Linked DNA regions of Mus musculus: regions 2, 3, 4 and 5 are each linked to region 1. The links are chromatin contacts, found by POLR2A ChIA-PET in ENCODE. All regions are on one chromosome and are shown on one strand. The core of a region is the stretch at or near the end of the contact, and the rest is flanking DNA. Distances in the headings are between cores, read along the strand shown. Region 1 holds the start of Mknk2 (MAP kinase-interacting serine/threonine kinase 2). Region 2 holds the start of Cirbp (cold inducible RNA binding protein). Region 3 holds the start of Map2k2 (mitogen-activated protein kinase kinase 2). Region 4 holds the start of Pcsk4 (proprotein convertase subtilisin/kexin type 4). Region 5 holds the start of Mbd3 (methyl-CpG binding domain protein 3).

Region 1 (2,609 bases), core at 51-2,550:
AGTGGACAGATACAGGGTTTCCCTGGAACTATATACACAGAAGTAGGGGAGACGGGGCTGAGAGACTGCAAGGAACATCCAGCCACTGACCACAAGCCAACCTAGGGGAGCTCACAAAAGAGAGAGCTAGGACCTGCTGACGTGCTTTCATCCAGAACAAGGCCAACCTGGGGGACACAGAAAGTGTGGGATCACATACAGAAAGTGGGTGGGGAGCACAAGACTGAGATCAGGCTGATGGCGAGGGACATAGAGCCACCAATCAGTGGTGGGAGTGGGTCCTGAAAGAAAGAGCTACTAGGCAGCCGGGGACAGGTTGTAGCCTGCAACAAGCACACACTGCAGGAAACAAATGTAAAGTCCATCAGAGACCACATACAGAGGTAGGAAAGCCCGGGCTGAGAAACTGCTAGGGACACAGCCACAGATCACAGGGGAGCCTGGGGCAGTTCATGAAGAGTTAGTAGGCAGCTAGAAGCAAGGCTGCAGCTTACTGACTCTCCCAACCAGCACAAGACAGGCCTGGAAGTTGCAAGGAACAGAAACACTCGATTTGCCTAGGATCACACACAGAAACAGACGACTGTGATCGGGCTAACTGCAAGGGACACAGAGCCACCAATCACAAGCCTGGGGGTGGGGGTTGAGGGTCCTAGAAGAGAGAGCTACTAGGAGGATGGGGACAGGGCTGCGGCCTGCTGACCCCCACCACCTCCAGCACAAAAGTCCAATGCAAGCACCCCTCCCAAGCCCTGCACCAGCCTCCCGAGTAGGCTCTGCTTATCCGTCGCACCCGTCACTGCAATGGGACCCCCGGACAGGACCCCTCACCTTGAACGAACGGTGGAAGCCCTGAAGTTCGGCTGTTCTCTTCTGCACCATCTTCAGTCCGGGCCCCACCAGCGGGGGAGGGGACGCGGGGCCCGGGGGGCGGCTTGGGAGGCGACCCTGCGGGCGGAGGAGACAAAGGACCGAGGCTGAGAGAGGCGCTCGGCCGGGCGGAGGCGGCCGGGGCTCGGCGGAGCTCCCGCGCCTGACTCGGGCTTCCTTCCTCCCTCGGAGAATGTCGCCCTTGGCGCCGCGCTCACCGGGGTCGGACACCGGCCGGGGTCGCAGCGCCGTCACCTCACCTAGCACAGCCCGGACCCCGCTCCGAGGACTGCGCGGGGAACAGCGCCGCCACAGCCACCGCTGCTGCTGCCGCCGCCGCCGCCGCCGCCGTCGCCGCCGCCGCCGCCGCCACCGCCGCCACCACCGCCACCACGGACCCCTCCACTGGGCCGCTGCCGCCGAGAGGAGCCGCGCGCGCGGCCGGCGCGGCCACCTTTATAGGCGCGGTCCCGAAGTTACCCCGCCCCTCCGCACCAGTCTCCGCCTTTCTCAGGGAACAGAGGAGGCGGAGCTTCCAGGAGCGTCGAAGGCCGCAGCGAGAAGAGCACGCCGGGGAATGCAGAATACGGCTGCGCGCTCCCGTTTAAGGGGCGGAGCTTAGCGGGGAGCGGAGTGGAGCTGCGCAGCGACCGTGTTGGCGACTCCAAACACGGCTGCGCACTTCGAGCTGGCAGGGGGAAGGGGAGATTCCGAGGGAAGTGGGGCGCGAAGCTTCAAGCGCGCCTGCGCACTCCCACGGTGGGGGCGGAGCGTGAAAAGATACTCGACTGCAGCCGCGTGACCTGGCTGGGGGGTGGGAGAGGACTGTGTGGAGAGGCTGGTGACCAGCCTCCGGAGTCGCCTGCGCCTGCGCAGAAGGGTACTGAAGGCTTCAGTTTGGGCCGTGAGGCCGCCTTCTCCTGTGTCACAGTTGGCCCGCTGGCTTGCGCGCTGCAGGTTCTGCTCCCTGTCCTTGAGCCGGGTGCCGCGTTCAGCTGCCGAAGGAGGGCAAGCCAGCCCTAATTTTACTGAATACTGATGCCCTTGTCCTGTGCTCCAGCTCTGCAATCCGTGATGAACCCTTCTTGAACCTCTTGGGTCCTTTGCAGCCCTCGGTGGGGATAGCTGGGACAAGAAGGGGCTAGGATCCCCGATTCAGGTTCGGATACAGTCAGACCGCGTTGTGCCTGCTGCCTCGGCTGCTTCCGTGCACAAAGAGGTTGTTTTCCCTCTTCAGGGTAGTTTGTCTACAAGTTTTTACCACCACCCTCTACTGAGGCTGGAGCCTCATGAACCTCAAGCAGCTCTTTGTGTGTTTGTGTGCACTCACACAGGTCCTCGTCCGTGTGAGTGTGTGTGCCTTATGCATACAGGTGCCTGGAAAGTCAGAAGAGAGGTGAAATTACACGATGCCTGATGTGGGTGCTGGGCTGTACCCTGGGTTCTCTGTAAGAGTAACAGTTTGGCTTAACTTATGAGTCATCTGTCTGACTCCCGAGCCTCATTGTCGTCATTAGTGATTGCATTGGCAGAAATGTTTGTCTCTAATTCAGATTGTCATGCCTGTACAAGGTTCATTACCTGGACAGATTTGGGCAGGGGATAGAACTTCAGCTCAAGGCAGTCAGGGATCAATTCCTGGCAGACTCAAACAAGGGTCTCTACTCAGCTGTTAAAGGAGTTTGCCACCAATTATAGCCTGAGCCCATTCCTGGGACACATGTAAGAGAAATAGCTTC
Region 2 (2,609 bases), core at 75-2,574, 510 kb before region 1:
AGGGAGAAGAAAATGTAGCCTGGAGACATGGGTCTGTTATCACAGCTACTTGGGATGTGAGCCTACGGATTTCAAGGATAGATTGAAAAATGTAGGTTGTCTCAAAGGATCAAATGGCCTAGTGGTAAAGGGCTCTTGCAGAGGACGTGGGTTCAATTCTCAGAATCCACATAAAGGTTCACAGCTGTCTGGACCTCTGCATCCAAAGGATCCAGCACTCTCTTCTGGTCTTTGTCAGCGCAAGATAGGCAAGTGCTGCATAGACATTCAGGCAAACACCCATATACATAAAATTAAAATACACTTTTTTGTTTTGTTCTCTGTGGTGTGTGTGTTTAAGAAGGCTAAGGATGTAGCTTGGTTTAGCCACTACTTAGAATTCTGCAGTGAGGGGTTAGGGGTGTGGCTCAAGGATAGAAATCCTTCCATGGCATGCTTGAGACTCTGGGGTCTCTTCTAGAAAATGCAGGTACACATTGAAAAGAGTGGTGTTTTGCCATCTGTGTGGTAATGTACACCTGGTTGGAGATGGGCAGAAATCAGGGTTCAAATGGTCGTTATACAGCAGGTTGAGATTTGTAGGAAAACTGAGTTGGGTGCAGGAAATCTAGAGAAAATCTTGACATTGTGATTAATACTGGGATGGAAATTTTAGGGCTGATCTTATGGAGTGTCCTTGGGGTCCAAAGAACTGTTAGGCAGCAGTTGTATTGGGAGGTACTTTTGGACTAGAGTAATTCGGTGGTTTTGGTTTCATGAGCAAGAACGGAGAAGAGGGGCAAGCAAGATGACTCAGTGGATAAAGCTGCTTGTGGCTAATCCTGAGTATGATCCTTAGGACCTACATGATGGAAGGAGAGACTCCATCTGTCTTCTGGCTTCACAAATGCGCCTCAGTTAAATAACTGTAATTAAATATTAAAAGAAAAAAAAGAACATAAAAGTGTTGAGTCGATGAGTCAAGGTTGGAGCCATATTTGGGAGTCTCATTGAGGTAGCAAAAGCTCTTTGTTCCCCGCCGCAGGACAAACGGGTCGGGAACGCGGAAGTGGGTCAGCTCCGCCTCCAAATCAGCTGTCCCCGCCTCCTAGTCGCTAGCGGGCGGGGGGTGGGGGGGAAAAATGCGGCCAGGAAAGATTCCAGCCAATCAAAACACTCAGCGCCTCCGCGCGGACTAGGGCAAAGCCAACGGAGTCCCGCCCCTCCACCGAGGCGCAGATGCCGAATCTAAGGCGTCGGATTGGTCAGCGCGGCGTGGTGGGCGGGTTAAGGGGCGTGGCTCCAGGAGTGGAGTATATCAGGCGGGACTCTTGCGCTCCCCCTCGCACTCGCGCCTTAGGAAGCTTGGGTGTGTGTGGCGCGCTGTCTTCCCGCTCGCGTCAGGGACCTGCCCGACTCAGCGGTGAGGGCTCTGGCGGCACCGGCTCTGAGGGGCCCGGGGCGGCGGGCGGCCTGTGACTCTCGGGCGAGGCGGAGCCGCAGCGGCACGCCCCTGGGACTTGGGGGCGGGCCCGGGTTGGAGTCCGCCCCGCCGGCGGCGAGGCGGGCAGCGGGACACTGGGGCCTCACGCTTGTCGGAGGGCGTCCTCCACCGCGCGTCATCCCCGGGCCGAGGCCGACCTTAACGGTGGGCTTTTTTTTTTTTTTTTTTTTTTGTAAAATGGCCGCCGCGATGCTTTGAAAAGCTTCGCCGGCGAAATGGCGGGACTGCCGAGTGCCCGGATGGAATGGCGCAGGGTGCGCGCTTGGCGCATGCGCTGCTCCGGGGGCGGGGCGCTCCTACCTCCAAAGTCCGGTTGTCCGCAGATGTGGAGCTGTGTCGCGTGCGACCCTTTTACTCCAGCTGGCTCTACCTCGGTTTTCTCTTCCCTTGTGGTTCCACGTGGGGAACAAAAAAGCACATGTAGGCTTGAATGTTGTCCTTTTGTGCCCCAAGTTTATTGCCCCCAAGGTAGACTGGTTTCGTGGTATAGTGGACTTATTTTCCAAGTTGTCGGTTGCCAATAATGACTTTGTCTAGATACCACGCCCCTTTCGCTAGCCACGCCTCTTGGGCCAACCTCCTTTCTCCCTTGAGTCCATCGTGCAAAAACATTTCTCTAGTCCTTGGCTGAGTAAGCGAGGCATCCCACAACTGGCACACCTCCAGACAGTACCCTAAAAGCGTATTTCAGTAGTGAAGTTTCTCTGGCCCAACAACTCTATGCTAGTGAGGGTAGGCAGTCACTATCATTTCTGTCCCCAACCACACACATTTGCAAAGTGACCATGCCATTTTGATCCTAACCTTGGGATTCTCTGGCCAGGTGTAATCAAGACCTAGAATCATTTAAGGTTAGCCTCAGCTGTATGACAAAGTATTCCATATGCCTTTGGGATGATAAAAGCAAAAAGAGTTCCCTCTTGTGTAGCCCAGAAGGGTATTGAACTTGCTGTGCAATTGTATTTGGTTTTGGATTCTGTTCCTTTGCCTCCAACTCCCACAGGCTAGGCGAGATGGGTATTTGTTTTGAAACAGTCTCTCAAACTGATCCACAGTGTCCTTTTTCTCATTGATCTTCCCATCTCGGTGACTTGAATGGCTGGATGAGAGGTGTGAAAGAAACCCC
Region 3 (2,609 bases), core at 54-2,553, 430 kb after region 1:
AGTCCTTGGTTGTTTTCTGAGACAGAAAATGAGACTCTTTTCTGTCTCAGAAAACAACCAAGGACTGCTCTTCCAGAGGTGTTGAGTTTAATTCCCAGCAACCACATGGTGGCTCGCAACCATCTGTAATGAGATCAGATGACCTCTTCTAGTGTGTGTTTGAAGACAGCTACAGTGTACTCATACATAAATAAGTAAATAAACCTTAAAAAAATAAAATGGTTTGTTCTCACAAAATTGTAACAAAAAAATACATTCTCAAAGTCATTGAACTGAATAAAGGCTGTAGCCAGGTGAAAGCCTGCTTGCCTCCCTGGTGGGTTTCATCTTTACCATCTGAGAGGTAAAAAAACGCGGAGAACTTCCTTGTGAGATGCTGTCACTCAGAACAAACTTCATGGCCACCGTGGGCTGCAGAGCAAGACCCTGCAAGTCTGATTTCCATGTGCCTGCTCAAGAGCCCAGAGCAGGGGTTTTACTATGTATCTGTACACTCTGAATTCCAAGAGTGTGACCCTGGACAAAGAACCAGCCCTGAGTGGTATGTCTACACAATGGAATGCTATTTGGCCAGGAAAAGGACGAGAGCCCTGCCATCCAAACCATTGTGGATGGACCTTGAGGGCAAAGGAAAAACAAGCCAGACATAAGTGACCCTAACCACAAGAAGTGTTCGGATTCACACACTGAAATGGTGACCGTCAGGGATGGGGACCAAGGGAATTTATGTATTACCCATACCCGAGCTTCAATGAAGGGCCGTGAGAAAGGTCTGTAGGGCTATGGGATTGTTGCAGAACAGTAAAACACTAGGGGTTGGGACTGGAGGATTGCAGGGAGTGGAGGTGAAGCCTGGACAACACAGTAACTTCGAGAACAGTGTGGGTGGGGTACTGAGGCTCTGTCTCAAAATAAAAACAAAAACAAACAAGCAACAAAACAAACAGCAGGAAGTAGGGCTCAGTGGGTAGCGCTCTCGCCTATAGGACACGGGGCCGCAGCAAAGCAGGAAGCAGGTAAGGTAGCTCAGGCCTACGGTCCCAGCGGCCAAATCTAGGAAAATATATGAAACTAAACAAGTCTGAGTCGACTGATGCTGGCAGGTCTGTCTCCTCGCGGTCCTGCCGTGTGTAACCCCACCCGCGTTTGAGACGCACACGCAGCCGACCCCGGGAAGCTGATCGTACAGACAGACGACTGCACCGCCGCAAACATTAAACACAGCGTCCGCCTCTGCCCTTCTACAGTAGGCCGGGGAGCCACCTCGCGCATGCGCCTCGGTTGAGGGCGGGACCTCGCAGAAAAAGATCTCGCGAGAGCTCGGCCTGCGAGCTTGTGGCCGCCCCCTGTTCCCCGACCTCCCGGCTGCGCTGCAGCGTCAGCTTCACTCGGCCTCGGCGTCGGTCTGCTCGCCCCGGCGCTCCGGGCTCGTCCGCCTTCCACCTTCTGCCCGGCCTAGGCCGCAGCCCCGGGCCCGCGTCGCGCCGCCCCCTATGGGCCCCGGCTGAGGCGTCGCCGCTGGCCGTGGAGCCCCGATGCTGGCCCGGAGGAAGCCGGTGTTACCGGCACTCACTATCAACCCTACCATCGCCGAGGGCCCGTCCCCCACCAGCGAGGGCGCCTCTGAGTGAGTAGGCGGGGCGTGTGAGGACAGGGGCGGGCCTCGGCGTGAAGGGGGCGTGACCACAAGTGGGGGTGTGGTCTGAAGGGATAGCAGCGCCCGGGAGGACAGGGGCTGGTCCTGAGAATGGTGTGGATGGAGGTGAGAGGGGCGTGGAGTTCGAGGGCTGGAACAAAGCCTGGTTGGGGGTCCGGGCATGGAGGGGGTTGTGGGGGGGGGGGTGGAGGCAGGGCCAGTTGGGTGAGTCACGTGGTGTGTCAGCTTGGCCCGGGGAAAGGGGCGTGGTCTAAGGTGAGTGGCCTGTGAGCTTAGAGGGCCGTGGCCTTTGAGGACTAGAACAAAAGCCTGGTTGGGGTCGGGGCCAGAGCAGTGAGGCTGGTGGTCTTATCAGGTTGGCCAGATGGGAGAGGGGCGTGGCCCAAGGGGAGAGCCCTGAGTCCTGTGAGCGTAGAGGGGCGGGGCCTCGGCCGGAACTTGGCTTTAGAAAAGTTGGTCTGGAGAGTAGCAGTGCCTGAGGCAGGGTAGGGATGGGGACAAGGTGCAGGGATCTGAGAGAATGGCTTTGGGAAAATCTCTGCTGTTGAAGGGGAAACAGGGGGCAAAGGGGGCGGCGTGGGTACAAGAGGGGGGCAGGTCCTGCAGGTGTTGGGACCAAGAAAGGGGAGCTAGAGAGAGGTATGACTTGGAGTAAGGAGAGGGGCCTGAAGAGAGGCAGGGCAATTGGAGACCCAAGAAAGAAGACGTCCTGAAGGTGGCCAGGAGAATCAGGGGAGCAGTGAGGCTTTCCGGGTGTGTGTGTGTGAGGTGTGGTATGGTTAGAGGAACAGAGGCCGTGCGGGGTAGCCTAGCCTAGCGCTTAAGACTGGGTACCAGGTGAGTGGAGCAGTTGAAGGCATGACTTGTCTGAGGAGGCAAGGCTGGCCTTGCAGGGGCAGAGGGAAGGAACCTGTTGGAAGAAGCAAGGGGAGGTGCAGGGGAGAGCCTGGCT
Region 4 (2,609 bases), core at 51-2,550, 350 kb before region 1:
GTCCCTGTGGTGGTTTGAATGAGAATGGCCCCTACCTTTTATACTTGGCTGGGTTCCCAGTAGGTGAACCTGTTTAAGAAGGTCTATCGCTATCACTGGGAGGTGGGTGGTGGGCTTGGAGGTTTCAGAAGCCCATGTCCTTTCCAGCTAGCTCTCCCTTCCCCTTGTGAACTATCAGCACCACCTTGACCCCTCCTGCTATGCTCCCTGACATACTGGCCATGGCCTCACCCTCTGAGTCCAATAAGCTCCAATAAAGTCTTCCTTCTGGAAGTTGCTTTGGTCATGGTATTTGTCATAGCAATAGCTAAGATAGGTCCCAGTGCAGGTGATCCCCTCTCTAACGTATCCTGTAACCCTCTATGGCTCATACCACACCTCCATGCCTGTTTTTTGACTGCCATCTAAGAGTTGTTCCCAGTGGCAGACTGGCCTAATGTGGACAGGACACCTACAGAAGCACCAAAAACTTGGGCTCTGCCCCTGGTTCTGCACACTCACCGACTCCAGCTCCCCTGTGTGCTGAAATGGACCGGTTCCCTTCCCTACATCCTGTGGCTTGCAGGGGGGGAAAGGACCAGTGCATGAGACCTTCCATTCAGGACAACAGGGCAAGGGTTTATCTGAGTCCCCCTGGATATTAAGTTGTGTTACATATGCGCCTAGCTCACACATGGCTTCCCCAACTAGGCCCCACTTCACACAGGCCACTCATAGCAGGAACGGTGACAGAAGGCTACTGGTTGGGACACAGCATCCACGAGCACTCTCACCTTGGGATCTTTCTTCAGTCGTAGACGATGGCCCCAGTGTGGAGTCAGGGACTGCTGGGCCACACCCCGGTGCCGCAGATGGAAATACTGGTCGTCAGGGAAGATCTGGGAATGCGACGGACAACAGGGGCATAGCTGGGACCCTGCTCCTTTGATAGGATCTCCACGACTTTATACACCTCAGCCAGGGGTCCATATGACAGCCACAGAATCCCAAATTGAACATGGAGGGGCACACAGATACATATTTGGGGAGGTCTTGGGGACACCCTCCCATTTGTCCAGATCTGAGGTTGTCCAGACCCACACCCCACGTCCCACCCACCTGTCCCAGGTTGACGAAGCCAAATTTACGGGCCAGGCGCTCAGCTTCCTGGTAACCTTTGGTCACCCGCACTGCCCAGCTGCTGACATAGATGGGGGCCTGGGCTGAGGCCCACCTCACAGCCAGGAGGGCCAAAGTCAAAGTCAGACCCAGCCACAGCTCTGTCTGGGAGGGCCGCATAGCGGGGGGCGGGGCGGGGGCGGGGCTTCAGGAAGCACTCCCAGCCTGGACACCATAGCAACGCGAAGCTGTCAACTCCCAAGGGGCCTTGCGCTTCCTTCCTCCCCCACCCCCTCCCCACCTGGGAGGGGTGGGAATATTCCACTAGGAGTGACACATTCATAGGGACCTAAGCCTTCGGGAACCTCACTTTCTCCACCTATACAAGGACAACCCCTCCATCTGCCCTTAGGAGCAGGTTCAAGGTAACAGGTGCCTTCAACCTTTATTTGGCCCCGCCCACTTTTCTCCACGCCCCCTCCTTCGTGATCAGCTTCGTTTTTCCAGTGTAGTCCCGCCTCCTTTCTGGTCTGTCCAATCAGCGCTGATCTTTACCAGGCTCCGCCCATCTGTTCCTCAACTAGCTCCACCCACGTCAATCGCTCTCCGTCAATAATCTACCGCTTGTCCAATCACTATCGTGCCACACCCTCTTGACCAATCAACACGCCATCACCCTGGGGCCCCGCCCCCTCGGGACTCCTCGCTGCCGCCCCGGCCCTCACCCTGGCCAGAGGGCCATGCGGCCGGGGAGACGGGGCAGGCCCCACCTCCTTTGTCCGCCCTGCCCTCCCATTGGCCAGAGCCGGGGGGCGGGGGCGGAGCCAGGGTCCGGGGCCGAAAGCACTGGGCCGGGGGCGGGGCCGGGCGGTGGGCGGGTGGTGAAAGTGCGCTCTCGGCGGCGCCGGTGCGCGAGGTTGCGGGCGTGCTTCAGTGGCCTGCCCCGCGCCCGCCGCTGCCATGGACGGTCTGCGCCAGCGCTTCGAACGTTTTCTGGAACAGAAGAACGTGGCCACCGAAGCGCTCGGGGCGCTCGAAGCAAGGACCGGTGTAGAGAAGCGGTATCTCGCCGCGGGTGAGCCTGGAGAGGGGTGCATGTCACTTGGTTCCCAACGGGCACCATGAGGTCCTGGGTCCCATCACTGGAAAGGACTCATGTCATGGGTTCTAGACGAGCTCCAGGAGGCCCTGGGAATGCAGGCTTGGCTCCCGGGTCCTATCCCTGTATAAGTTGCAGGACCCAAGTTCTGACTGGGCATCTTGAAGTTTGGGTGCCCTCACCCTGGAAGGAGTTTACATCTTAGGTTTTCTACGGGGTTTGGGAGGTCCTGAGAGTTCATTCCTAGCTGCAGCATCCCATCTCTAAGATGGACCCTTATACCAGGCATCGTGAGGTTCTGGGAACTCTGACCTGGAAGGTGTGCACATCCTAGGTTCCTGAGGGCCTCTACAAGGCCATAAGGACTCAGACCTAGAAGGAGTGCATATCTTGGGTCCCTGATGGGCCTGGG
Region 5 (2,609 bases), core at 48-2,547, 280 kb before region 1:
CTGATTAAAAGGTTGCAAATATGGTCTATGTAGACGCTGCCTCAAAAAAAAAAAAAAAAAAAAAAAAAAAAGGCTGGAGAGTTGGCTAAGAGGTCATGAGTTCAATTGCTAGCAACCACATGGTGGCTCACAACCTTCTATTGGGTGATCTGATGCTCTCTCTTCAAGCAGGCAGAGCACTCATGCATTAAATAAATAAAAAATTTAAAATATTTTTTAAAGAGCAGACTTATTCATAAAAAAGTCTTGCACACAAAAACCACATTCACATTAGTCAGAAGCCACTGTGATGTTACATTTGGGGCCACCGCTCAAGAAGAGCAAGGGCTTTGGAAACGCCATAAAAATGGGGGACATTTTGCTGAACAAGAAGCCAAACCCAAATTTATGCAGGTGAGGGGATCAGGCCACCTGGGGCAGTTCCCTTGCTTCCCGAAACCATGATAAAGTCCCCGCGAGGGTCAAAGGGTCAGCCCATCCCCCTCCCACCCCCGCTTCCCAGCGGCGTCTGGCCAAGGCCCGGGCGCCCCTCGCACGGCGCGCACGGTCCCCGATTCCTTGGAGGACAAAAGCCCGCGCCACAGGCGGGCTAAAAGCCACGAGGCTGAAGCCTTGGCTGCAGGCGTGGCGCACGCGCACTCACAGCAGCGCTGGGTGGCGCGGATCAGCAAAAGGCAAGGCACTGGGTTCAACGCATGCGCGCTGAGGCGAGCCATGGCCGGCGCGTGCGCACTGACCACAGCTGGCACGTAGGACGCACGCTCGGACGCACGCTCGGACGCACGTCGCCCGGCCCAGACCGCGGCCCGCAGTCGGGGCGCCCAGGCCGCCGCAGAGGCCGCTGGGAGGCGCCCGTTGGGGCCCTGCGCGGCCGGCGCGCTCATTCACCTATAGTAAAAGACATCCCTGTGGCCGGCCGACAGCCCCGACCTCCTGGGCACTTCTTCCCTTTCCCAGCCCTGCGGGAGCGCCGGGCACTCCCACCTCTTCCGCTCCATTGCGCCCCGGCTTTTCCGCCCGCCGTGGCCGATGCCGCCGCCGCCGCCGCTTCTGCAAGTTGCGACCCCCGGGCTCGTCGCCGATTCGGCTCCCTCCGCCGCCGCCACTCGCCGCAGCTGTTCTGTCCCACGGGCCTCCGCCCTCCGCCCCCAGCCGGGCGCGCGCCGGCTTCGCCACCCGCTCGGCCCCCTCCCCGCGCTTCACAGCCCCCGCTAGGGGGGCCGCTCCGCCCACCCGCCCGCGCGTGGGGCTCGTCTGCGCAGGCGTGGAGTCGGCCCCGCCCCTTCGCGCTCGCAGGACCAGTCTGACTGCCGTCCAGACTCTCTGCGCAGCCGCGGCCCCGACCCAGCCTTCGCTTGCCTTCAAGACCCGCCCCAAGGCTGTGAAGCCAATCAGATCACTTCAGCTCCTCGGCTTAAAATGCACAGTTGGCTACGTCCCGCCTTGCGGGAGACGCCCACAGGGCATGGAGACCAATCAGCGCTCAGAACCTCGTTCTGTGCTTAACTTCTCATATAAATCTGCTCTGAGACAAGGACAGCCAATCAGCGTGGCCGGGGTGGGACAACCATTGCGTTTGCGCTCTAGACTCCGGAAGCACAGTGTGTGCTGCACCTGGTCTGTACCAAGCTGGAGCAGTTTCGCCCGAGCTGCCGTCCTGGTCCTGGGGTCGCGCTGGGCTGCACCTGCGCAGTGTGCGTTTGTCAGGGACCCGCCTGGGCTTTGTGAAAAAGATCGAGTACAACTCGGGGCCTTCGACGCAGTCCTGCTTCCCTCTGCGTTTCGTTCTGGCCTCTCGGCTGTTCCAGCCCCAGCCTCTATTGCGTTACTGCGAGGACAGAAATGCACCACCACTCCCGGCTTCACCAAGAACTATTTAAGAAGTTTGTTCTTTGCAGCAGTACTGAAAATAGAAAGCAGAACCTTACACGTGGTAGACTTTCTGCCGTTAGGCTGCACCCCAGCCTGAGTTTGATGGCTCACGAACCTATTTAGAACATTCCTGGCCAGCCTGGGCCACACAGCAATACCCTAAAATCAGGCCAGGAATAGTGGCACGTGCTTGCCATCTCAGCACTGGGATAGTGGAGGAAGGAGGATCAAGCACTTCAAGACCAGCTTGGAGTTTACTAGATCCAGCATCAGAAGGAAGAACAAAACCAAAAACTGGTTTCTAAGTTAGTGAATGGAGTCACTCGCACTATCGCCCCTTGTCTACCGCAGCCCTGAGGACAGGGAGCTGGGGGGTCACTTACTCCTGCTTGGTACTGTCGGCTGCTTTGCCACTCAGGCCCAGCCAGACTTACCCAGGGAACATGCCTGAAGGCCAACTACCTTCTCACCCAGGCTTCCATTATACAGTACCTGGAAGACCTCTCTTTGAAAGGGGACCCTCCCTGACAAGGAGAGCTGCCAAGGGATCATGAGGTGAAATCACAACACATTTAAAGATCTTTGTCTTGCCTGCAATTTTTGGAGCTCAGGAACTGTATTTTATGAGCTAGGATTTGGGTCCCCAGATCAGGAGGAGAGATCAGATCACAGTGAAGAAGGTCAGGGGGACATGGAGGCTGGGATTAGTGTTTTGTATTTTTGAGTCAGAGTCTGAC

The links. ChIA-PET counts read pairs that join two places held with the same protein, here RNA polymerase II (POLR2A).
Region 2: POLR2A ChIA-PET joins it to region 1 with 18 read pairs in embryonic stem cell. The contact joins the promoter of Cirbp here to the promoter of Mknk2 in region 1. POLR2A ChIA-PET finds 5 or more read pairs at or near these places in 2 of 5 experiments (Patski and embryonic stem cell).
Region 3: POLR2A ChIA-PET joins it to region 1 with 19 read pairs in embryonic stem cell. The contact joins the promoter of Map2k2 here to the promoter of Mknk2 in region 1. POLR2A ChIA-PET finds 5 or more read pairs at or near these places in 3 of 5 experiments (Patski and embryonic stem cell).
Region 4: POLR2A ChIA-PET joins it to region 1 with 22 read pairs in embryonic stem cell. The contact joins the promoter of Pcsk4 here to the promoter of Mknk2 in region 1. POLR2A ChIA-PET finds 5 or more read pairs at or near these places in 4 of 5 experiments (Patski and embryonic stem cell).
Region 5: POLR2A ChIA-PET joins it to region 1 with 46 read pairs in embryonic stem cell. The contact joins the promoter of Mbd3 here to the promoter of Mknk2 in region 1. POLR2A ChIA-PET finds 5 or more read pairs at or near these places in 4 of 5 experiments (Patski and embryonic stem cell).

Annotation. Positions count from the first base shown.
Region 1 is chr10:80,674,993-80,677,601 of GRCm38, forward strand. It overlaps Mknk2 (MAP kinase-interacting serine/threonine kinase 2), which reads right to left and starts at 1,301. Exons shown (of 14, transcript NM_021462.4): 1 at 1,089-1,301; 2 at 832-948. The coding sequence starts at 882.
Region 2 is chr10:80,166,515-80,169,123 of GRCm38, forward strand. It overlaps Cirbp (cold inducible RNA binding protein), which reads left to right and starts at 1,325. Exons shown (of 7, transcript NM_007705.3): 1 at 1,325-1,402.
Region 3 is chr10:81,104,612-81,107,220 of GRCm38, forward strand. It overlaps Map2k2 (mitogen-activated protein kinase kinase 2), which reads left to right and starts at 1,304. Exons shown (of 11, transcript NM_001347144.1): 1 at 1,304-1,627. The coding sequence starts at 1,536. It overlaps Mir5615-1 (microRNA 5615-1), which reads right to left and starts at 62; the gene lies at 3-62. It overlaps Mir5615-2 (microRNA 5615-2), which reads left to right and starts at 5; the gene lies at 5-64.
Region 4 is chr10:80,328,173-80,330,781 of GRCm38, forward strand. Pcsk4 (proprotein convertase subtilisin/kexin type 4) reads right to left here and starts at 1,301. Exons shown (of 15, transcript NM_008793.2): 1 at 1,099-1,301; 2 at 774-878. The coding sequence starts at 1,278. It overlaps Reep6 (receptor accessory protein 6), which reads left to right and starts at 1,973. Exons shown (of 5, transcript NM_001204931.1): 1 at 1,973-2,173. The coding sequence starts at 2,059. Gm51809 (a long non-coding RNA gene) reads right to left here. Exons shown (of 3, transcript XR_003949017.1): 3 at 2,287-2,320.
Region 5 is chr10:80,398,234-80,400,842 of GRCm38, forward strand. It overlaps Mbd3 (methyl-CpG binding domain protein 3), which reads right to left and starts at 1,298. Exons shown (of 7, transcript NM_001306143.1): 1 at 985-1,298. The coding sequence starts at 998.